Linked DNA regions of Homo sapiens: all the other regions are linked to region 3. A link is a loop called in an ENCODE intact Hi-C map of the cell type or tissue named here. Cell type or tissue: MCF 10A. All regions are shown on one strand.

The links. A loop is a pair of places that touch in the nucleus more often than their neighbours do. Peaks named below come from ENCODE experiments on the same cell type or tissue, not always from the same donor. Only the 100,000 strongest peaks of a DNase experiment are listed, where the experiment ranks them.
Region 1: a loop joins it to region 3, with 6 times the contacts of the local background. A loop is called at or near these places in 4 of 110 quality-filtered maps.
Region 2: a loop joins it to region 3, with 3 times the contacts of the local background. A loop is called at or near these places in 10 of 110 quality-filtered maps.

What each region holds. Positions count from the first base shown.
Region 1 is chr3:189,584,722-189,592,721 of GRCh38, forward strand. No RefSeq gene overlaps it. Among named protein-coding and RNA genes, the nearest start is that of TP63, 43 kb to the right of the region's middle. RefSeq lists an enhancer at 2,227-2,366. In MCF 10A, no CTCF peak of the experiment used is centred here; DNase peaks (open chromatin) are centred at 100, 3,570 and 3,900.
Region 2 is chr3:189,660,757-189,668,756 of GRCh38, forward strand. All of the region lies in intron 1 of TP63 (tumor protein p63), which reads left to right. Among named protein-coding and RNA genes, the nearest start is that of TP63, 33 kb to the left of the region's middle. In MCF 10A, no CTCF peak of the experiment used is centred here; a DNase peak (open chromatin) is centred at 3,745.
Region 3 is chr3:189,945,397-189,953,396 of GRCh38, forward strand. No RefSeq gene overlaps it. Among named protein-coding and RNA genes, the nearest start is that of MIR944, 120 kb to the left of the region's middle. In MCF 10A, a CTCF peak has its summit at 3,247 (motif pointing left); a DNase peak (open chromatin) is centred at 3,245.

The DNA.
Region 1 (8,000 bases), 360 kb before region 3:
ATACAATGCACCCTTAGTGGTGAGTTATCTGTTGAACATAATCCCCAGCCATGCCCTAGGGAATGGAGAGCTGGTGCCAAATTCTCCCTTCAGAAGCACGTGTGTGACTCTGAACTGCATATTAGGGTGAGTTGTGGATAGTTGGGTGTGTAGAGAAGGAAGGTAGGTGAAATCTGTCAGCAACCATTGCATCAGAAGTTTTATGGGTTTTCCTATACTCAGACTTCCCATATTTGGGATTGCTGAATTGCTTCAGCTTATTTCAATGATCAGGCTAGATCTGTGGGTCTCAGCCAAAAGCATAGGGGACATCATCACTGCAGTGCCAGGAGAAACAGACTTTAATGAACTTCAGGGACAACCCCACGAGGAAGCATGACTCTTCCTCAAAAGGCCTTAGGGTGTTTGCAAAATCCAAAAATAAGGGGGCGGACAATGAGCTGTGGATCATTCTAAAGACAAGCAAGGGCAAAGTTGAAAAAAATGTTAAAATTCCCTTGCAAGAGAGTTTAACACCCCAGACACAGGCTGCGACAATGAGCAAGGAAGATGGTTATTCCTGTGGGATAAGGCTATACATTTTAGTGTTCCAGAGCAGCTCTAGAAGGAAGAGTTCCCACAGGTGAGGGAAGACCAGGTGAAACTGTTCCTGTAAGGACAAGGCAGACCTAGCTGCTCTTTGCCCTCTCTGATCTAGAGTGAAATCTCACCTCCTCTTCCCCAGACTCACACTGAAAGGAAGCGTTAAGACTTTCCCAAGGGCAGAAACCAAGAAGGATCCACTTAAACAACAACATAGAACACAAAAATCTTGAGTTTCAAAATAAAGACAGAGCAATTTTGAGTCTTAGTTTCTCTCCAGCTAGTGAAGTGACTTTGGGCAAGTCACTGAATCCTTAGTCTCCATTTTCTCAGCTGTAAGAGAGAGTAATATCTTCCACAAGATGTTGTTGTGAGGATCAAATTAGATCAGATATGTAAACACACACTCTTTAAAGTGTTCCTAATGAAAAAAAAATGCTCTTTCCTTCTTACTTAGCCAATCTTTTTTCCTATTTTAGTGTTTATAAATACTGAATGAGGACTGGATCAAGGGAAGAAAGGCAGTAGCGACAACCAAGTCACAAAAATCGAGAGCTTCCCCTAAGAAGTGTTTGAATTGCCTTTCCTTTGGGGCAAAGGAAAGAATGGATAAAATTATTAACTCATGAAACTCCCTCTGTACCAGGCATTTAGCATACATTATCTCATTTGATCTTCCCTCAAACCCCTTTTAATTGGCATACATACCCATTATTATTTTACAAATGAGGAAACTGAGGCTCAAAGAAGGTAAGTCATTTTCTCAGGATCACACAGTTAGCAAGTGGAGAAGTTATGATTCCTAACCAACCCCAAGCATGTTTCAATATGCTGTCACAAGCAACTCAGAGTTCCTTTGAGATGACAAGGCAAACTTATAATGCGATGTTCCAAGATATTGCCAAGGAGTGGAAAGTGGGGTCCAATTTGGGATCATATGGTAGTTTTATTTTTAATGTTTTTGAGGAACCTCCATACTGCTTTCCATAGTGGCTGTACTAATTTATATTCCCACCAACAGTGTATTCCTTAATTAATTTATTTTAATTATTTATGCTTCCGGGTAATATTTTAAGTTTGAAAATCAATGATCTAAGTACATATCCCTGCCTTTTGTAGAAGAAAAGCCAAGCCCAGGGAGGAAAAGAAATTGCTTAAAGTTACAAAACTGTTTAGCCTAGAGCACAAACTAAAAGTTGTGTCTCTAGTCTAGGGTCATTCTCCTAGTTAGATGAGACTTGTCTTAAGACTACAGCAAATCCAAGTCTCAAGGTGTTATCTTGTTCTGAAGTAAAGTTTTATATTTTAAGGACCTACTGAGCCGGAATGTTAATCAGATGCCTAAATTTCCCCTAAAGCAGGATCCGTAGCAATGGACCTAGCCTCAATTTCTCTACTATTTGAGCTGACCTATCGTATTGTTAGATAGTTCTGTTTAGAAAGCGCTTCCTTATATTGAACCTTATTTTGCCTTCCTGAAATTTTCTCCCCCTTTATTACCTCTAATTCGTCCTTTCCAGAAGAATCATTCAAGTTTTTCCATGAGCTCTTTCTGATCCAAGATGAATATTTACAAAAGCCTTCATTCCTCTTTGTAAAGGTATAGTTTTGTTACTTCTCCAACCTAGTCAAATTACTCCAAAAATGTTCCAGGATGTTTGCTTTTCTTGAAAGCCATGGCAGCTAGAACTGTACCCTTGGTATGGTTTCTTGGTTTGGAACACGATACTCCTCTGTTTGGAAACACCCTGTCATGAACGTAGCCTACATTTGTACTATTCATTTCAAATAGCCACACTACTTGACGACGACAACAACAACAACAAAAGTCCTATGTCTTTAACTTGTGCCTCTGCTAATCACATCACCCTTACTTTGTGCTTTTTCACTTCTATGTATGGTCCTAATGCAGAGCAGTTTAGTTTTCCCTTTTCAGTTTTGCAATATTTGATGTGGTTCGCTTTCCAATCTAGAAAATGATCCTTTGCACCCTCAGTGTGTCATCCTCTGTGTCAACCTCTGTGTATCTCTGAGATTATTTTTAGTAACTTTACCAATTTATCTCTCTCTTCTCTTTCTAGTCATTAGTAAGCAGCAAAACTTTCATTTTAGATAATTAGCAACACAGGGAGAGGAGATAGGCATAAAATAGTGGATGTGAAATTGAGCTTTCCTCCTGCCAAAATAGAGCTCTCACCAACTGCTTTTTTGTTCTTGCTGCTTTGATGAATCGACTGATTCATTAACTTATTTAAGATATGAGGAATTGAACCTTTCACTTTTTTCCTGCTACCTAATTTTCACTTCATCTGCATTAATAATAATAACTGCGTTGTGACCACCTGGAAATAATTGTACATCCAAATAATTGTCATCTCCTCTCTAGCCAATTTTGTAATTCAAGTTCCTTCTCTGGGAGAATTCAAGGAACTTCATTTCAGAGACTGTGCTGTCTTTAAATATTTTAAGGAATATCAAGGGTAAGAGGAATTAACATGAGGCCCCAAGAGGGAGAATTAAACATTTCATTGGGTAGAAATTGTAGTGAGTCATATTTTACTTTAATGTAGAGAGAAGAACTCTGTTAGAATCAATGCCATTTGGAAATAGAACTGGCCATCTTGTGAGGAAATGAGTTCCCTATCAAAGACAATGTTCAGGCAAAAGTTAGATATTACTTCAAGGGGCTGTGGAAGACTGCATCAGACAGAACATTTGATAACCTTTCTTATAAGATCCTCATCAGTCTGAGATTTCAGTACTCTGTAAAGACAGAACAACTGGAGAGGGTAAGAGAGAATACCTTTAAATATTTTAGCACCAGGGAAACATGCCTTTCTACCTTTTTAAGTTTCTTATATTTGTGGTAGTAAAATTCTAAGCTCAGAGTCTGTGCCTGATAAATTCTCTCTGAAGAGTTACAGGCAAAATGCCCAGTTTTGCCTTACAAGCCATGTAAATCCAGTAATAGGAAATTATGTACATTGAATTCCCCTTCCACCTTCCAAATGCCTAGGGCTGGTAAAAGGGCAGTAGAAACTAAGTGGGAGGAAGCTGGGTTTTACAACTTAAGATACGTTAGGTTGGTTGGTTGGATTTTTAGTAGTTTGAAGCTACTAATTTTTTTTCACACTCAGTATGTGTCCAGAGTTAACAAGAGAGATATTCTTATCACTGAAACTCAAGAAAAAAGGCTGATGAAGGCTGCATTTGGATACATGATTCCATGATTGCAGAAGAAAAAAGAACACTGTGAATCACGTCCTGACTCTTGAAACTTCTATCCAGATTCTGGGAAGATAGTAGTGGTGTCATGCCACTTGGTTTTGTAATTCTCTGCCTTTTTCCCTAAGGGGTTATTACTAAGCACCCTAGTGATAATTCCTTTTATATTTCAAGAGAAATATTTTCAAAAAAATTTCTTCTGTGACTCAGCATGATAAAACAACATCAGCCGGCACTATGCATTTTCAGTTCTCCCGAATCTTGGAATTGAGAGAGAAACAGCTAATTCTCTCCATAGGTTTTCGGTTATGAATTCTGTATCCAAGAAAGCTAGATCTGGAAAGATCCTTAGAGATCATCGATCCTCTCATTTTGTAAATGTGGAAACAAGGTCAGCAAAAAGGACTGGCAGTTCAATAGCATGTGGTGATTCAGCAATACAGCCTTCAATGACATAGATCATACAATGCTCTTTTTCAGTGATCTTTCTAAACCATGTGTTATCCCTTCCCAGAACTATTGGCAGGTGTGGTTTTATAATGTGCACTGCCTGGTATATAAATATGTATTACCTCAGAATTAGCTGAAATCAATCAGGCAAGTCACCAGTATGAAAAGCTATCCACAAGACCTCTTTTTATTTTGATAGGGTGGGGATTAGAAGCTAAAGAACAGAAGGACATCAGACACTTGAGTGGAAGGAGATATAGCCATTAATGTTGAAAAGAGATCAGAAAAAAGAAAGCCAAGAGGAGAGAACAAGTTGAACAGGAATATAGTATCAGTTCTATTGATTGTGGGTGCCAGTGGCAGCTATGCACAATGGTATCTGCCAAGTGCAGACATGCGGCTTCACTGGAATACTGACACAGAGCAGAGTGACACATGGTAGCATGCTTTGCAAGTTTATGAGTTATTGTCAATGCTTCCAACTTGATTATAAGGGACCTTTGTTCCAAAGGTTGTGTTAATTGAGGTATCACTGTAATGTTACACATGGCTTATATAAGATGTTGATAAAATTAGAAAGTAGGGTACTGAGATGTCTGGTTCCTCACCCACCTAGCCCTCCAAATCCCGCAGGTGGGCTCATTGAACTCTCTCTGGAGGTGAACACTATCGTAAAGTCTGCATCCAAAATCCATTCACTTTTTCATTTATTCATACATTCGTTTTCATTCAACAAACACAAGGATACCTGTGTTAGCAAGCCAGTTGCATCCACTAACACATAAAAGTCTTACAACAGCATGCAATAAGTTTGACCAGACCTCTTATATATGATCTTTTTATTAGCAATATTGAGGCCAGTCTATCAACAAACATGTTTCTAGATTTATCAGGTTAGTGTTTTTATATATATATATGTATCTAAAACACATTTCCATGATGCCTAAATGCCTTCATATATTGTTGTTAAAATTAAATGCATAACAAAATAAATATGCATTTCAAATGATTATATTTTATTGATTTTGCAAAGCTATAAGAATGAAAATACGACTCAAGGAAAACATAGCAGAGAGGAAAGTAACATCAGCAATATGGTGGTATAAGAGTCTCCAGCATATATCCTTTCAAAGAAAAATGAATTTAAAAACCATCCAGTCATAAAAATAACTTCACAACAGATAAGGACTCCAGATGAGAGATTGCGGTGCCTAGGTGGAGCACAGAAATGATAAAAGATACATTGAAGAGGTTATAAAGGACAGTTTCACACTACCCATGTCAGCCTCCTGCAAGCTCCTGGAGTGCACTGTGGAGAGAGATACCTTCAAGGTAGAGGAAGGAGAGTAAAGTCAACATTTGGTTTTGCCATGGACATACTCCATTAACTCTAGTGCCAGACTGGCTCCTGCAAACCGCAGCTCCAGGCCCGCCCTAGTGCCAGGCCATCCTCACTGGAACAAAGCACCAGCCAAGCCCTTGTGAACCCAGAAACCAGGTTTGCCTGCCAACTGACCCAGGATTCAGGTCAGCCCACCTGAGGACTGAAACAGCATGTCTACCCACAGACCCAACGAGCTGCTCACACAAAATTAAGCCAGCTGACTGGTAAAGGGCTTTCCTTACCAAAATCAGTCTGTAAAGATTAGAAGAGGTGCTTACTTCTTAAAATACACAGACACCAATGAAAGATATCCAAAAAAATCTAGAGAAAGGAATCAAAGCAAACCACTACAAAAAAAAAAAAGATCATCAACACACACCAAAAAAAGAAAAAAGAGAACTACTGAGTATATAGAAAATGATTAACCAAATGACAATAGTAATTCCTTCCTGTCAATAATACTTTAAACATAAATGGGTTTAATTCTCCAATCAAAGACATGGAATGGCAAACGTGACTAAAAAAAGAGAGAGAGAGAGAGAGATATCAAAATGTATGCTTCCTACAAGAGACTCACTTTAGCTTTAAAGACACACATAGGTTGAAAGTGAAGAGATGGGAAAAGATATGCCACATAAATGGTAACTACAAGAGAGCAGGGGTGACTATACTTACACAGACTTTAAGTCAAAAACTGTCACAAGAGGCAAAGAAGGTCATTATATAATGATAAAAGAATCAGTTCATCATGAGGATATAACAATTGTAAATATGCATGAACCCAATATTGGGGTACCTAAATATACTGAGCAAATATTACAGAAATGAAGAGAAAAGTAAACAGCAACAGAGTAATAGTAGAGGACTTATATAACCCCACTTTAAACAATGGATATGTCATCCAGACCGAAAACCAAAAATGATACAGCAGAATTAAACAACACTGTGACCAAATGAACCTGATAGACATATGCATAACACTTCAGCTAACAGCAGCAAAACATACATTTTTTCAAGAACATATGAAGCATTCTTCAGAATTCTTTATATATTAGCCCACAAAATAAGTCTTGACAAATTTGAGAAGATTAAAATCATCTCAAATACCTTTTCCCTACCACAATGGTATGAAACCCAAAGAAATACTAGGAAAAAAACAGAAAAAAGTCACAAATATGTAGAAATTGGGCATCCTATTCTTGAACAACCAATGGGGAAAAGGGAAATCAAAATATATCTTGAGACAAATGAAAGAAAAAAATATACCAAAATTCACTGGCTACAGCAAAAATATTTCTAAGTAAGAAGTTTATAGCAATAAATGCCTACTTGAAGAAAGAAGAAAAATCTCAAATCAACAACCCAATTTTACACTTCAAGGATCTAGGAAAAGGAGAACAAAGAAAGCCCAAACATAGTAGAAGGAAAGAAATAACACAAATAAAAGCAGAAATAACAGCAGAGACTAAGAAAACCCTATAGAAGAGATCAATGAAAGTAAGAGTTAGTTTTGCAAAGATAAACAAAATTGACAAACATTTACCCAGACTAAGAAAAAATGAGAGGGCTCAAATAAAATTATAAATGAAAAAGAGGACATTACAATTGATATGACAGAAATACAAAGGATCACTAAAGACTTTTATGAACCATCATATGCCAACAAATTGGGCAACCTAGAAAAAAATGGATAAGTTTCTAAAAATACACAACTTAACAATACTAAGTTATGAAGAAATAGGAAATCTGAATAGGCCAACAATGAGTAAAGAGATTTAATCAGTAAACTAAAACCTCCTAGCAAAGAAAATCCTATGACCTAATGCCTTCACTGGTGAATTCTAACAAACATTTATAAAGAATTAACACCATTTCTTGTCAAACTCTTCTAAAAAAATTAAAGAGGAGGGAACACTTCCAAAGGTATTTTATGAGGCCAGCATTACCTTGATAGCAAAGTCAGACAAGCATAATAAAAGAAAGGAAATTAGCCAATATTCCTAATTTACATATATACAAAAACCCTTCACAAACTACTAGCAGACAAAATTCAATAGAACATTAAAAGGTCCATACAGCACAATCAAGATTTTTTCCAGGAATGCAAAGATGGCTCAAAACATGCAAATCAATAAATGTGATATATCACATTAACAGAATGAAGGATAAAATTACGTGATCATCTCCATAGATCCAGAAAAAGCATTTGACAATATACAACATCATTTAATGGTAAACATTTCAACAAATCAGATATAGAAAGAATGTAGCTCACACAATGAAGGCCATATACAATAAGCCATAGCTAACATCATACTCAGTGGTGAAAAGCTGAAAGCTTTTCTTCCCAGATTAGCAA
Region 2 (8,000 bases), 280 kb before region 3:
TTCTCCTTGTAGAGATCTTTCACCTTCGATGTTAGATGTAGTCCTAGGTATTTTTGTGTGTGTTCCTATTGTAAATGGGATTGCATTCTTGATTTGCTCTCAGCTTCAACATTATTGGTGTATAGAAATGCTACTGATAGCATTTCTATCAGTGTAACTATACATTTATTTTGTATCCTGAAACTTTACTGATGTCATTTATCAGTTCTCAAAGCCTTTTGGTGGAGTCTTTCGGGTTTTCTAGGTGTAAAATCATATCAGCAAAGAGAGACTTTGACTTCTTCCTTTTCTATTTGGGTGTCTTTCATTTCTCTCTTGCCTGATTGCTCTTGCTGGGACTGCCAGTATTAGGTTGAATAGAAGTAGTGAGAGTAAGCATCCTTGTCTTCTTCTAGTTCTCCAGGAAAATGTTTCCAATTTGTGCACACTCAGTATGATGTTGGCTGTAGGTTTGCCGTAGATCACTCTTATTATTTTGAGGTATATTCCTTTGATGCCTAGTTTCTTGAGGGATTTTATCATGATGGGGTGTTGGATTTTATCTAAATCTTTCTCCACATCTTTTGAGATGATCATGGGGTTTTTGTTTTGAATTCTGTTTATGTGTTAAATCACATTTAATTGATTTGTATATGTTGAACCCAGCGTGCATCCCAGAAATGAAGCCTACTTGATCATGGTGAATTAACTTTTTGATGCGCTGCTGGATTCAATATGTTGGTATTTTGTTGAGGATTTTTGTGTCTATGTTCATCAGAGATATTAGCCTTTAGTTTTCTTTTTTCATTTTGCCTTTGCGAGCTTTTGGTATCAGGGTGATGCTGGCTTCATAGAATTAGTTAGGGACGAGTCCCTCATGCTTGATTTTTTTGAAATAGTTTTGATAGAATTGGTACCTTGCCCTCTTTGTATGTCTGGTAGAATTTGGCTGTGAATTATGTAGTCAGGCTTTTTTGGTTGGTAGAATTTTTAATGCCAATTCCATTTCAGAACTCAATATTGGCCACTTCAGAGTTTCAATTTCTTCCTGCTTCAATCCTGAGAGGTTGTGTTTCTAGAAATTTATCCATTTCCTCTAGATTTTCCAGTTTGTGTGAATAGATATGTTTATAATAGTCTTTGAGAAACTTTTGTATGTCTCTGGATTGGTTGTAATGCCACCATTGTATTTTTGATTGCGCTTATTTGGATCTTCTCTCTTTTTTCTTTGTTAATCTAGCTAGAGTCTATCAATATTGTTTATCCTTTCAAAAAATAATTTTTGGTTTTGTTGATTCTGTGGGTGAATTTTGGGGTCTCAAGTTTCCTAAGCTCTGCTCTGATTTTAGTCATTTCTTTTCTTGTGCTAATTTTGGGGTTAGTTTGTTTTTGTTTTTATAGTTCCTTTAGGTGTGATGTTAGATCATTAATTTGAGGTCTTTCTAACTTTTCGAGGTAAGTGTTTAGCACTATAAACATTCATCTTAATCCTGCTTTTGCTGCATCCCAACGATTTTGGTATGCAGTGTTTCTGTTTTTATTTATTTCAAAAAAACTTTTGACTTCTGCCTTAATTTAGTTGTTTACCCAGAAGTCATTCAGTAGCAAGTTGTTTAATTTCCATGTAAATTGCCTAGTTTTGAGAGATCTTCTTGGTATTGATTTCTACTTTTATTCCACTGTGATCTGAGAGTATCGTTGGTATTATTTCAGTTTTTTTTAATTTATTGAGACTTGCTATATGGTTAAGTATGTGTACATTCCTCTAATCTGCACACAGAATAAAAGTTTATTTTTAAACAAATAGGCTTCTTTCTACACTTGAGTGGAAGATCTTCTGAATAAACATCTAGTGTTTATGTTCTTCATAATATGTAGAATTTATTTAAAAAACAAATTATTAGGTTAGCTCTGTGTTTCAAATATATAGTACAGTATTTCAATTCCTTAAATAGGCTGATTGTTTATCTTAGTCATTGAAAGAAAAAATATAAATAAATATATGACTTCACATCTCTACTTTCAATTTGTCTTTTATGGGGATGAAGAGAACATGTTCTTTCCTCTATTTTAGTTTCTTAAACATTTGTGGATATATGTTACAGTTTATGAAGCATACCAAAGATAAGGAAACTGTTGGAATTCTAATTTGATCACTAATTATTTATATAAGATTAAGAGAGTCTTTCTGGGACTTATTTTTGTTTCTATGTATATAAAGTGGTCTGAATAGATTAAGTGATTTTAACTTATTATGTGGCTTTCATAAGTGCTCTGAATTTTTTTTTGCAAATTTAACTATTGCAAAATAAACATTTTAGAGTTTTGATCATATTTTTAAAATTATCAGTTACCCACAAAGTGGTTAAGATCCTCCGGTCTTACTGATGTTTGTAGCTGGGGTATTAATTCTGTAGAGACCTTGAAGATGGTGCTCTGACTACTGTTGACAAATATCAGTAAGTATCAAAATACTTTTACGACATTGAGTTCTGTACAATAGTGATTATAGTTAAAAATATAAGATAGGTTCTGGAAGGACTTCAGAGTTATCAAGAACCATGGAGTCCTTACCATTTAAGTTCTTTTTCATCAATGAAAGAAATTAAGACCCAGAGGAAAAGATTTATAGAAACATCATCTTAAAGCATCTTATAGAATCATTTAAAGTGGTTATGCTATCCTTTGCTGTCCACAAAGATGAGCTGCTATAATTTCAGTACAATTTCAGGCAAGATGAACTAAAACACCTAATTCATAATTTAAGTGGCTTATTTCATTCATTCTTTTTTTTTTTTTTTTTTTTTTTTGAGACAGTGTCTCACTCTGTCACCCAGGCTGGAGTTCGGCAGTACAATCTCAGCTCACTGCAACATCCATCTCCTAGATTAAAGAGATCCTCCTGCCTCAGCCTCCTGAGTAACTGGGATTACAGGCACATGCCGCTATTTTCAGCTAATTTTTGTATTTTTAGTAGAGACAGGATTTCACCATCTTGGCCAGGCTGGTGTTGAACTCCTGACCTCAAGTGATCCTCCCACCTCAGACTCCCAAAATGCTGGGATTGCAGGCATGAGCCACTGCACCTGACCTGAGCCACCGCACCCAGCCATTTCATTCTTTCATTTTTATTCTTAAATTCACTTACGCATTTAGCAAATAATAATGTTGTAATATATGTTAAGCTTAGTGTTAGGTGCCTTGGACACAGAAACAAATATATATCTATTATTTCTTGAGTGTCTACTAAGTGCTTTAGCGTAATTAACTTCCAAAACATTTTAAATATCTAAAAACATGGAGACTGGGAAAAAGTACATTACTTATCCAAACCTCTACAGAGAGTAAGCTGCAGATTAGAACTTAAAACTTAGGTCTGACTTCCCCCTAAACTATATTTTTGTCATCTTTCCTATCCCCCCAAGCCCTGCCTTTAAAGGGTTTAAGAGCTTTTTGGTAAAAATAGGCACTTGGACATGTGAACAGCAACAGGAATATCACAATACCCAGCAAAGAAATTTAACATAAATCTGACATAATTTATTGCATGCCTATCTCGTTACTAAAATCTTTTGTAAATTTTAAATATGAAGGGCAGTACTATGCTCAAAATTACATAGAAATATTTTTTCAAAAACATTCAAAATGACAAACTTTAAAGCTAGAGATGGTCGGTCTTTGGTACTGCCATCCTATTTCCTAACTGAGGAAGATAATGCTCTGTGATGCAACATGCATTGCAGCATGCCACATTGCATAGACATCTGAATCCCACAGGAACCAGAGCCTGAGTTAAAAAAGAAAACAGTGACTCAGAATTCAAGACTTCTGGCCTTAGTTGATTCAAGATGTCATTTTTTCAGTTTTTATTTTTTTTCCTCCAGATCAAATTTCAGTAAAATGTGACAGTAAGACTTTATTGTATGTGCCTCTTATTTCTCCTTTAGTTTATAAAATATTTTGGTGTTCTCTGACTATTGCTGAATTGTATGCTTGGATATTAAACATAATAAAGTTCCATCTACTTTCATAATGAATGAAATAGTAGTATTTGTTTTTATGTAATGTTTAAGAGAATCCATAGCCTTTTATGTGTGTAGATGGTAGAAAGCTATAATTTCACTAAAAGCAGAAGAGATCTAGCTGGTGGGGAGACAGTGTTGTATCGGAGCTAGCTTGTACCTGCTCATACCATCTGGTTATTAAATATTCAGGAATTTTACAAACCAATTGTGAAATATAGCCATTATTAAAAAATAAACTGTATAGACTTATAACTAAGTAAAAATATTAGAATGAAAGCATAAATAACCAAACTCATCACTTCTTAATTCTTTTACTACATCTTACTATTACCTGTGTTCTCATTATTTTACACTTACTGCCTTTGCATGGTAAAACGACTCCTTATGAGAGTGTACTACCACCCGTGGTTTTCTTCACTCTGTGTTCAGTGACATAATTTTTGTAGCTTAAAATTGGCCATGTTGGGAGTATTTATGCTGTAGAAATTGACTTATGCTACGGTTCAGGGATTTTTATCTCAGATATCCAGTTGTTAAACATGTGTCAGCATGCCACTGAGAATAGAGGAATATCACAAATATTGATCAGCTTCTGCTATTCACAAATTCAACCCTACTTCAACATTATAATCTCGTGTTCAAACCTGATAAGCTACTTTTTGTCAGGATCAGGTCCTAGTTTGGTATGTTTTGAGTAAAATTCCCAAATAGATTAGAGTATATGTAGTTTGAGGATGAAGTGAATGTAATATTTGATGTTATTGATATTTGCAACTATGAGGGGATATATCTGAAGGCAAAACCTAACATGCAGAGGATGGCTGAGCAGGAAGAAGAGTGAATCCTTGATGATGATATTGAATCACAACACTAATTAATTCTGGAGTCACACTTCAGCCACCTTGTCATGTGAAAAATATATTCTTTAAAGCCACTTTTAATTGTGGTGTGTATTATATGCAGCAGAAAGTAACCTAACTAATACACCAATTACCCATTTTATAGATAAAAGTCAGCTAATTCCTACAGCCACGACATTTAGGAAAGTTCATGTAAGGTCTTATTAGCACTTCTATTTTAAAGGCTTGTCTTTTTTGTTTTTTAATTTTAAGCATAACTTTAATTATAGCTTCCAGTATATAAAAGCATTATTTGAACCTGGGTCAACATGAAATGCAACCAGAAACTTTAAAAAAGTGTAAGCACTGCAAATATATATTTGTATAATAATGGGTACTGATGACTACGATGGATATCTAATATCTAACTGAAAATAAATATAGTTTTCCTTAGGAAAGGAAAAGACATCAGAACCCAGTTATTCAAATACTTACTTAGGCCTTTCTTAAGTAGGGGAGGTTGTTTATAGCCATAAGATACTTATCAAACGTAATAAATAAGCACATTTCCAATTATAAACTAATGAGTAGATTTTATTAAACATTATTCTTACAATTCCTTGAAAACTCTAGTAGTTATAGAAAGAGCACAAAGTATTCTGATTTTATGCTTTTAAAAATGTGACCCTTTAACAGAGAAACTCCACTTAGGTTTAATAAGACATATTTGACATTCTACTATCATTCAAAACCCCTGAGATTGGTTACACAAAAGTTATATCAACTAATACAAAAATAATGATTATATGAAGTTATTTATTCTGTGTAATGAACAAATACTAATTAATGAAATAGACTTATACTGTAATTATGACTTTTTATATTCTAGCAAAAACAATGAAATTGGGAGGTTTTAAATTCAACCTATAGTCTGAAATCCAATATTATTCTAGCAAAAGGAGAGAAAGAGAATGAAATAGAGAAGAGACAGATGAATATTAAGAAATGATTTAGAATAGGTAAACAGTAAAATAGTAATAAATAATACAACATTGGTTAATATGGCAGTTGATTTACCTTGTGAGGTGTCAAAAATCTGAAAGGTAGCTGAAGAAACTTTTGGCAGTTTCTTGGAAGAAGTGAGTAATTCATTCTCCTAAATTCAAGCTTAGTGTATATGGGTAGTTCTCAAGTAACATGAAATGAGTATAATACTATCACTGGCTTAATATCTACTAAAAGGGAAATTGTGTGTATGTATGTAAATGGGTTTACATGCATTTACAAAAGAATGGATTGGATATTTTTAAATGACAGTAGAGGAACTTATACTTGTGACCATATATAAACACACTGATATTGGACAAAATATATAAGAAAACTTTTCAGGCCTTGAACAAAAGACAGCACAGGCTTACAGTTTTTGAAAAAAAAAAAAAAAACTCATAAAAGTGTGTCTCATGATTGAACCTACTCTCTGCCTGAGAACAATTTCCTAAACTGTGAAAGAAGGAGCTGACACACAAGCATAGCACGACAGTCCCACTGAAGCTAAGGCAGAAGTTAGAATTTTTTTTTTTTTTTTTTTTTGAGACGGAGTCTTGCTCTGTCACCCAGGCGAGAGTAGTACAGTGGTGCAATCTCTACTCACTGCGACCTCTGCCTCCTGGATTCAAGAGATTCTCCTGCCTCAGCCTCCCGAGTAGCTGGGATTATAGGCACCCGCCACCACGCCTGGCCAATTTTTGTATTTTTAGTAGAGACAGGGTTTCACCATCTTGACCAGGCTGTTCTCAAGTTCCTGACCTCTTGGTCTACTCGCCTCTACCTCCCAAAGTGCTGGGATTAGAGGTGCGAGAAAGTAGATTTAAGAGTTGCTGAAGGAGGTAGAATCTGTGGACTAGGGCACCAGAGAGCAGGGAGCTAATTTGAGTAGGAACCCCAGAGTTTGTGTGGGAGCTCTTGTAGGGTGTCTGGCTATGGGATAATCTTTACAAGCTCAGGAAGAGACTATGGGAGGCTGCAAAGCAAATAAGTACTAAAGACTTGAGAGTAGAACAGAAGCTGAAGATTGCATGGTTATGGAAGAACCCAATGCCCCAACTCAGCTAGAGTGCAAAAATCTTATTAATATCCTGAGTATTCAACTGAGACATCAAGAAGTTCATTCCTTAAGTATAGACCATGTTCTACAGCAAGAGACAGCAAATGTTTTCTGACCCTGGTCCCTATAATCTCTGTTCCAACTTCTTAACCTTGCTTTTGAGATGTGAAAGCATCTATAGAAAATACATAAATAAATAGGTGTGGCCATGTTCCACTACAGCTTTAATCATAAAATTAACAGGTATCAGTCGAGATTTGACCCACAGACCATAGTTTGCTGACCCTACCCAAGAGTAAGGCCTATACAACACCTCCTTATTAAAGCGTAAAACTCAGCTTTGACAATATCCACAGGAAGACAGAGTTTAGAAATTAAGCCGTAGCAAGTTACAGGGGCTTGAGAAAAAAAATTAGGCATTGCACAGATATGTTCAACAAAGCATAAAACTAAGCGAATACAAGTTTAAGGTAAATAGGCTATGATAGAGCTACTTATTTGAACAAAAATCAGCAATTTTCTGGAAAAAAAAATCCAAAATCCAGTTTATCTAAATTACATCATCCAAGATGTCCAGTATAAAATTGAAAAAATTAAATAAATAAAAACAGATTTTAAAGTCATCCTGAGGTTTAATTTATCAAATAAAAACTTAAAGGAAACTATTGTTCATTTCAAGGAATAAAATGAAAATATGCTTTTAATGTTATATAGATGAGGTATCTAAACAGAGACATGAAAAATATAAAAGCAAATGAAATAGAAAATCTACAACAAAAATGCAGTAACTAAAATCTTAAATCCATATGAGCTTTACAGATGACTGAAGGTAGAAAAAGAAAGTGTCAATGGATTTCAACCAAATAAATAGAAGTTATCCAATGTTAAGAAATAAAAATATTGAAGAAAATATAATAGCAACTCAAGCATACAGGACAATATCAAAGGATCTTAGCAAATGTTTAACTAATATCCTAGAAAGACAAGTGAGAAAGGGGTGAAAAAAGTATTTAAAGAAGTAATAGCTGGCTAGACGTGGTGGCTCACATCTGT
Region 3 (8,000 bases):
CAAATCCTGAGTGATTAAGCTAAAATTTGTGACTTTCAGTCAGTTGTCCTTTCCAATGTGTTTGTTCACTCTTTCATTTAATTGTGTGTACATTAATTAATTACTCATTTAATTAATAGTTATGCATTTCTTATCTGTGTCATGTAATATTTTAAACTGTGGAAATATAGCAATGAATGGAACTCTTGTCTTAGAAACTTTATTCTGGGCAGAAGGAGGTAGTCAATAAATCAAGTTAGATTACACATAAGTAGGAAGTTATGATATTAAGGGTTATGAAGAAAATAAGCAGAAGGCTGAGGTGTGCAGATCAACTGAGGTCGAGAGTTCAAGACCAGCCTGACTAACATGGAGAAACCTCGTCTGTACTAAAAATACAAAATTAACCAGGCGTGGTGGCACGTGTCTGTAATCCCAGCTACTCAGGAGGCTGAGGCAGGAGAATTGCTTGAACCCAGGAGATGGAGGTTGTGGTGAGCCGAGATTGCACCATCGCATTCCAGCCTAGGCAACAAGAGTGAAACTCCGTCTCAAAAAAAATAATAAAATAAAGAAAAAAAAAAGAAAAAATTAAGCAGAGAGAGGGAGTGAGAATGCTGACTGCAGGAGTTCAGTTGTAGAGAGAGGTCATGGCGGACCTCCCCAGGAAGGTGATCTTTGATCTCAACTAGATAGACATGGGGAATGAGCCACGTAGACACCTGAGGGAAGAATGGCTCAGGCATAAACAACAGTAAATGCAAAGCCCTGAGGCTGGAGCATGCTAGGCAACAGGCATGTTCTAGGAAGAGTAAGGAGGCCAGTGCCACTGCAGCCAACTAAGCAAGGGGAGAGTATATAGGATATAAGAACAGAGAGGTAGCTGCCTCAGGTCTTGGTGGCTGTTCTAATGACTTAGCCAATGAGATGCAAAACCAATGAAAGATGTTTGAGCAGAGGAATGACATAAGCTAATTTATGTTTAAAAGGATACCGCTGGCTTTTTGGTTGAGAATACACCGAAAGAGGACAAGAGTGGAAGCAAAAAGAAAAGTTAGGAGGACACTGCAGTAATTCAGCAGAGAGATAGATGATGGTGGCTTAGACGAAGATGGTGAGAGTGGTGATGGCACAAAGTCCACTACCATGGACAGCAGAAGACATGAATATAAACTCAATAATGAGGGGTGTGAGAAGGGTAAGGAAGGGTGGGTCTGGACTACTCTGCAGAGAGACCGAACTTAGCCTAGGAGTACATGGCATCAGAGAAGGCTTCCTAGAGGAAGAAATATTCCAGACCTAAGCCACAACATGATGTAGAGTGACCAACTGTCCAAGTTTGGTTTTCAGACCCCTCGGTCCCAGGGAAAGTGGGATGGGTGACCACCCACGGTCGGAGTTTCCTGGTGAAACCAGAGTGGTGGTGGGAGGACAGTGTTTTCAGCAGAGAGAATTGAATGTAAACATCTGAGAGACAAGAGAGGGCCATGCTACAGGGTAGGGAATAAAGAGGAGGAAAGTGGCAGCATGCAGGGTTGAGGAGGTAGGCAAGGGCACCAGCGTACGGCGAGGAAGCCAGAAGATCGCTGGGATTTGTTTCTACATCATTGGAAGGGTTTTAAGCAAGGAGTGTTAGCACTAACAACTCAGTGTTACCTGTCACCTCTGTTAATTTACCTGTAGAAGAGCTATTACAAGTAATTTATAAGTTTTCAGGTAAAGAAAAAGATGACAAGCAAGAAATCACTAAACAGAGTAGGAAATACATTTATACGAAAACATTCCAGCTAAGTGTTCAGTTGCTACTTGGGAGTCCTTCTGTGTAATAAGGTCAAATTCCCTATGAAACTAGTTGATGTTTTCCCTCGTTTCTCTGCTTGCATCACTGACATCATTATTTTCTTAGGCTCAACAGCTCAGAGACATAATTTTTATCTTTTCTTCTTGGTGACTCTGACAGCCTCCAAGTTCTGATTTGTTTTTCCTTCAGGATGTCTCTGCTTAGTCCTTTACCCGCAAGTTCCACGGCTGCCAGCCTGCCTCAGGCTTCCTCACATGTGCCTTGGCAGTGGTGGACTAAGCTAGGCAATCAGTAGGATTGGATACCCCTGGGTGCAGGCAATGACGAGGTGTTGTCTTTAGAGGTCTAAAACCAATACAAAACCAATTCGAAATTAGCCTGCCTTGTATTATTTCTATGTGCCAGCAACTATAGACAATGACAAAGATAAAATCTCCTTCCCACTGGGGCAGACTACTCCCAAATTCCCTCCCACTCAACTCTTGATTAGTGTAACATTTGCTTTATTGGTATCCCTGACAATTGACCTTTTTTCCTCCAATCCTTCTCAGGCTGACTTTGTTAATCTAACAACTACAATCTATAACCACCTGTGTCGAGCTCTCCCAAACTTCAGAATCCTCCCTGAGGTTTACAGGATCAAGCCCCAATGCCTCAGTTTAGCTTTCGATCAAGCCCTCGGTAACCTGTAGGTAGCCTAACAGCTGTGACTTTTCCTTTTAATTTCACATCCCAAACCCTCTTTTCCAGAGGAGTCTATGTTACAAATTTATGGTTTCCTGCTGCAGTAGCAGGGAGGAAAACCAGTTTTGGATCCCAGCAGTACTAGTGACTGTGTGAGCTTAAGCTAGTCACTTTCCCTCTAAAAGCCTTGATTTTCTCATAGTAAAATTAGGATAATAATACCTATAGAGCTGAAGTCACAGGATTACAGCAAGGGCAAAATGACATCATGGTTGTGAAAGCAGCTACCCGTGTGAGCCACGATGACTATTATAAGCAGTAGAGGTAAGTAATACTTGTCAGGGTAGTGGTTGTCAACAATTAGTGTTGATATTCATGGCAATGCATGACTTACTGATTTTTTTAATGTTGTCTATTTTATCTTTTATATATTTTATCTTTACCACTCCATATCATACTCGTCATTTAAGAAACAACTCTAGACTAACTTCCTGCCAAATACTTCCTGGGTCACACTAGCCTACCGAACTGAACTCTGCTGTCCTCAAAAACCTCCAAAACATATACCCTTTGCATTCAGGCATGTACCACATGTATCATTTCATATCATGTTCCCACCTGGACTATAAATGCAACATCTCATGCTTGTTTAGCATTTCTCTAAATGCTGAGAACATAGTAGATGTTAAATCAAGACTTGCTAAAATGAACGAATGAATGAATGCATAGAGGCATCTTTCTTTTTTATTTTTAACCCCTCACAGCAAAATATGCTAATAGTGCCCTCTGCTGCTGACTAACGATTCTGTTTTTTACACAGTTGAAAAGCAAGTGACAGAAAGCTCAGTAAAAGGAAATAGGTAAAAATTGTGTCTTTCAAGGTGCTTGGCACAAACAAAGTAGCTGTAATGTCACAGTGCAGACAGAAAGCTAGGCTGTCAGAAGGACCAAATGAGGTGGCTGCAGACAAGACAAGCCTCTCTTTTCTGGACTGCTGATTGACAACCAGCTTGGAGTTCAAACACTCTCAATTTTGTAATTTTGTAACAAGTTTCTCTTCTCCTGTGCCCCTGCCCTAGCAATAAGTGTGTTATATATGATCAGACTATTTCTAAATGTAACTGTATGAAAATTAACCTTGAAGGTTCTGAGGTTGATCAAGGGATAATGCACTAAAAAAAAAAAAGTCATGAGAGCAGGTGAAATATTGCCAGAGAATTCACAGTCCTATTCATTTTCCTTCATTTTAGGTGTTCTGATATAGTCACAAGTCATTGTCTTTTAATGATTACCTGCTATGTGTTCGGCTCTCTTTTTATAATCTCAATTAATCTTTCTTCTTTTCTTTCTTACTCTTTTTCTTTCTTTCTTTTTCTTTCTTCTTTCTCTTTCTTCTTTGTTTCTCCTTTCTTTCTTTCCTTTCTCCTTCCTTCCTTCCTTCCTTCCTTCTTTCCCTCTTCCCTTCTCTTCCCCTTCCCTCCCCTCCCCTCCCCCACTCCCTGCCCCTCTCCTCCCGTCCCCTCCCCTTCCCTTCCTGACAGTATCTCCATATGTTGCCGAGCCTGGTCTCAAACTCCTGGCCTCAAGTGATCCTCCAGCCTTGGCCTCCTAAAGTGCTCAGATTACAGGCATGAGCCATCATGCCTGGCCAATGAAATCTCTAGATAACTTATGAAATAGATATTACCAGCCTTTTCTTTATAGATAAAGACACTGAACAGATGTGCGTTAAAGGCCAGTAAAAGGCAGAAAGGGCTGCAAGTCCATGGTAACACAGTCTGCACTCTTCTCTGCAATTCCATAGCTTCTCAGTGTGGTCTGCCGCTCTAGGAGTCAGAGGAGCTGGTTTTGAGTCCATATTTCTACCACTAACATTTCAGTAAAGTTGAGTAACTCACATTTCTCCACCTCTAAAATAAAGGGCATAAGGTCAGGTGCTTTCTAAGGTCCCTTCCAACTTGGAGTCAGTTGTTTGCAGTGTCGTTCACTTGCTAAGCTATAAATACAAAGCACAATTGTGGCTATGATTCTTCCTTGGGGTCCCTACCATGGACTTGATCTTCCCTGTTTAGCCTGCTCTGATGAGTTAAACGTTGACCTCAGATCAATAATGAAAAGCCCTCTGTGCTGACGTTGATGGTCATTCAAATATCATTCTATTTAATTTGTAAATCCTTCTACACATAAATGACATGTTTTGACCACAGAGTTCAAGGCATGATAGTTTATTTCATGCTGATTCTGAAGGTAGGGCAGTTTTCAGTTTTGGCACGCCAATTTGTCACATTTGACATTTTTGACAATCAGCCTTTAGCTGGTAAGTGGCTTGGTGGGCAACGTGTCCCTAGTTAATAGGCACACCCCGATAGCTCACAGTCTCCGGGGACAGCCATCTCTGCAGCATGCCTAGCCTTTGAAGCGGCTCACGCGTTCTTCAAAGCAAACTTTCTGGTACAGGGAGCAACATCTGATGTACTTTTATTACCCTTAGAGACAAAAAAAACATCACTCAGAAGCCAAACGTCTGCAAGGAAAAATCTGTACCCTGTGCTTAGCCCTGCGGCCTGGAAGTTCAGAGAAGGCTGAAAGTGCTCCCTGTGAGGAAACCAGGGCATGTTTAGACAGAGCTTTAATCATGTCTAACCAACTCAGAGCAGTGGCAGCAGCCATCTTGCTGAAGATGTCGCCTCCTTCTGGATTTGCACTGGAGTGTGGGGGAGTGGGTGAGATCTAGTGTCAGATAAGCTCATAATAATTCCTACTGCTTCCTAGTTATTCAAAACATCAAAACTGCAAAATCTTCTTAGAGAGTTCAGCAACTTTTTTTTAACTCGAGGAACTGACATCTACTGACTTTGACTTCTGTCAAATTATTTATCTATTCTGGTGTTTTATTTTTTCCACTATATGAGAATAATCATCACATCTATTGGGATGTCGTGAAAAACTTAGTGAACCCAATGCTAAACGATGAAGTGGACTACTTTCCCAGAAATCTTTACTCTGTCTAGGCAAGGGAGCTTCAACAATACCGCCCATGCCTGTTCTTTACTTAATACTAAGTAGCTAAAGTTAGAATAAATTGCAGATTAAGACCACTGAGAATCCAGCTGTCCTAAAAGATGTTTACACCTTTATCTGGGATGCTGAAGGGTTGAAAATCTCCAAGTAGTCTTTATTTAATTAACCAATGTTAACTTCAAAGAAATATAATTCTGGTTCATATTACCTTGTGAAAAAAAAGTCCTGAAATTCTGAACTTGAAATATAATAAAAATTCTAGCATCTATTCAGTAAATGTTGCTAAACACTGGACTATCGTGATAGACCAGAATATTACTCCAGTGACCGGAAGCCTTGAAGTCAGCTTCTGAGCCTCAGGGACTCTATAATTTATTCTAAATCTAAGTAGTCTGATTGCCTAAGACCTTCAAAGGCATTTGCAAAGTTTAACACACCAAAAAACAGGTACAGAGAACAAAAAGGGTGATTGGATGCTTGTTGCTTTATGTCCTATTTGACCCTTTGGTTTTAAATGAGGTAAATTGCTCCAATTAACTCCTGTTGGAGATGGTTTTCTTTCAATGATTCCTTCTGTTCCTTGTTTGACATTGGAAAAGATGTCATTAGTAAAGCATTACATGGCTTTCGGGTTTTATTAAAAGACTGACTGAGTTTACCAAATGCTAGGCTTTTCAGACAACATACCTGTGTGCTGCAATATTGTCATTATTCCCATTTCTGATACGAAAGTCTAATAATTTGAGTGAAGTAGATTAGTTCCAGGTCATGTAGGGTAGAAAGTTTCATGGACTTATGGGCAGAGGAATATGCTGCTGGTAGAGCCCATTGACTTTAGTCTCAACGATGAATTCACGTCAGCTATTTCTGATAGTAGCTACTCCTCTGCTTTTCAGAAGGAAGCTCAGTCCTTCAGGGCTTTCACACTACCCACTTGAATAATACCTCCCTTGCAAGTGAATACAATAAAACTTACTCTTTAACTGGTATTTATTAAGATTTTCACAGCATTCATTAAACTGCTTTCCGAAGGCTATCTCATTCCACTCCACCCCAAAACACCAACTTTCTGAACTCTCATTTTCTCCGAAGGCTCAGTCCTTTAGAACCCAAGAAATCATTCAGTTCAAATGCAACACTTTTCAGCTGAGGACACTGTGATGCAATGAGAGGTTAAGTGGCTCATTCCCACGTATTGGTGGCAGATCAGTCAGGCCAGATCCAGCTCACCTGTCACCTTCTCTCCAACTTTTCCCTACCACTAACCACTCCTTTCCCACTTGCATGACCTTTCCTCCTACCCCTATCACAATCCTCTGCCGTAACATTCACCTTACTTTAAGTTGATCATTTGTTTACATCTGTTTTTTTCCACTTTGAGTTCCTTAAAAGAAGGGATAACATTTTATTCATCTTTAAATGCCTCCCTAAGCCTACAACGGCACGGCCACTCAAAAACTCTCTGTGAAATGAATTCATACATGACCAGGGCTTTACGACATCACCTTCTCTGTGCCTGTTTGTTTTTTCCCATTTACACAATGAAGATGGCATTGACGTGTCTCTCAAGATAATTATGTAGTTACATATGATTGCTACGTGCTTCAAGACCATAAAAAAGCTTTATAAAGCCAACCACGATTACAACCTTTGAAACAATGGAATATACGATTAACAAGTGGAAAGAGATGAGACATACCAGGTAATGCTTATTGTCCATTCCCTATTTCTACCTCCACCCACCACCAGGTAGTAACTCAGAGGTAAAAACATAAACTTGGAATAAGAGAGGAGGGTTTACCTCGGGTCTGGATAAGATTATTAGGACCGATGTCATCACGCTGCCGTCATGCGGGAAGGCACCTAGGTCTGATGAGAGAGGCCCAGGGCAAGATTCCCATATATATAGGTAACACTCAATTCACTGTTGAAATGAGGCTCAAATCAAGAAGGCACGTGGCCTTATCTATTCGAAATTGATTCGTCCTTCAAAAGCAGAAGATATCAGATAATTATAAAAGGGACTGTTAAGGTAGAAAGACTGTCAAACTCTAGGCTACCCTGGCTCTCCTCTGTGGCCATTCTACCAAAATAAAGAGAGGGGGTACAGCATGTCTTATTCACCTTTTGTTCTCCCTTCTCCTAAATGTACCATATAAAATGACTAGAAAACATGTGTCATATGTTGACTAAACGAAGCATTCATTTAGATTTTCCTCCCCAGCAACATGTCTGGAAAAAAAATGATAGGAACATCTTGTTTGGTTATTTTTATTGCGGGCCCTTAATAAGATAGTTGAAGCCAGAGGTGCCTCATTAACCCAACTTTTTACAGCTGATGCCATCCATTGTAGAGTGAAACAGAATCAATAGTCAGATTGTTCCCAACTTGGCTTTGCCCAGCCTCGGAGGTCAGCAGTGGGCACAGAAAACACTGTGAATTACAAGGAGGAGGAGGTAAAGGGGAAGCTCTGACAGAATGAGTCTGCAGCTCCAACCCAGCAGTGAGCTCAAT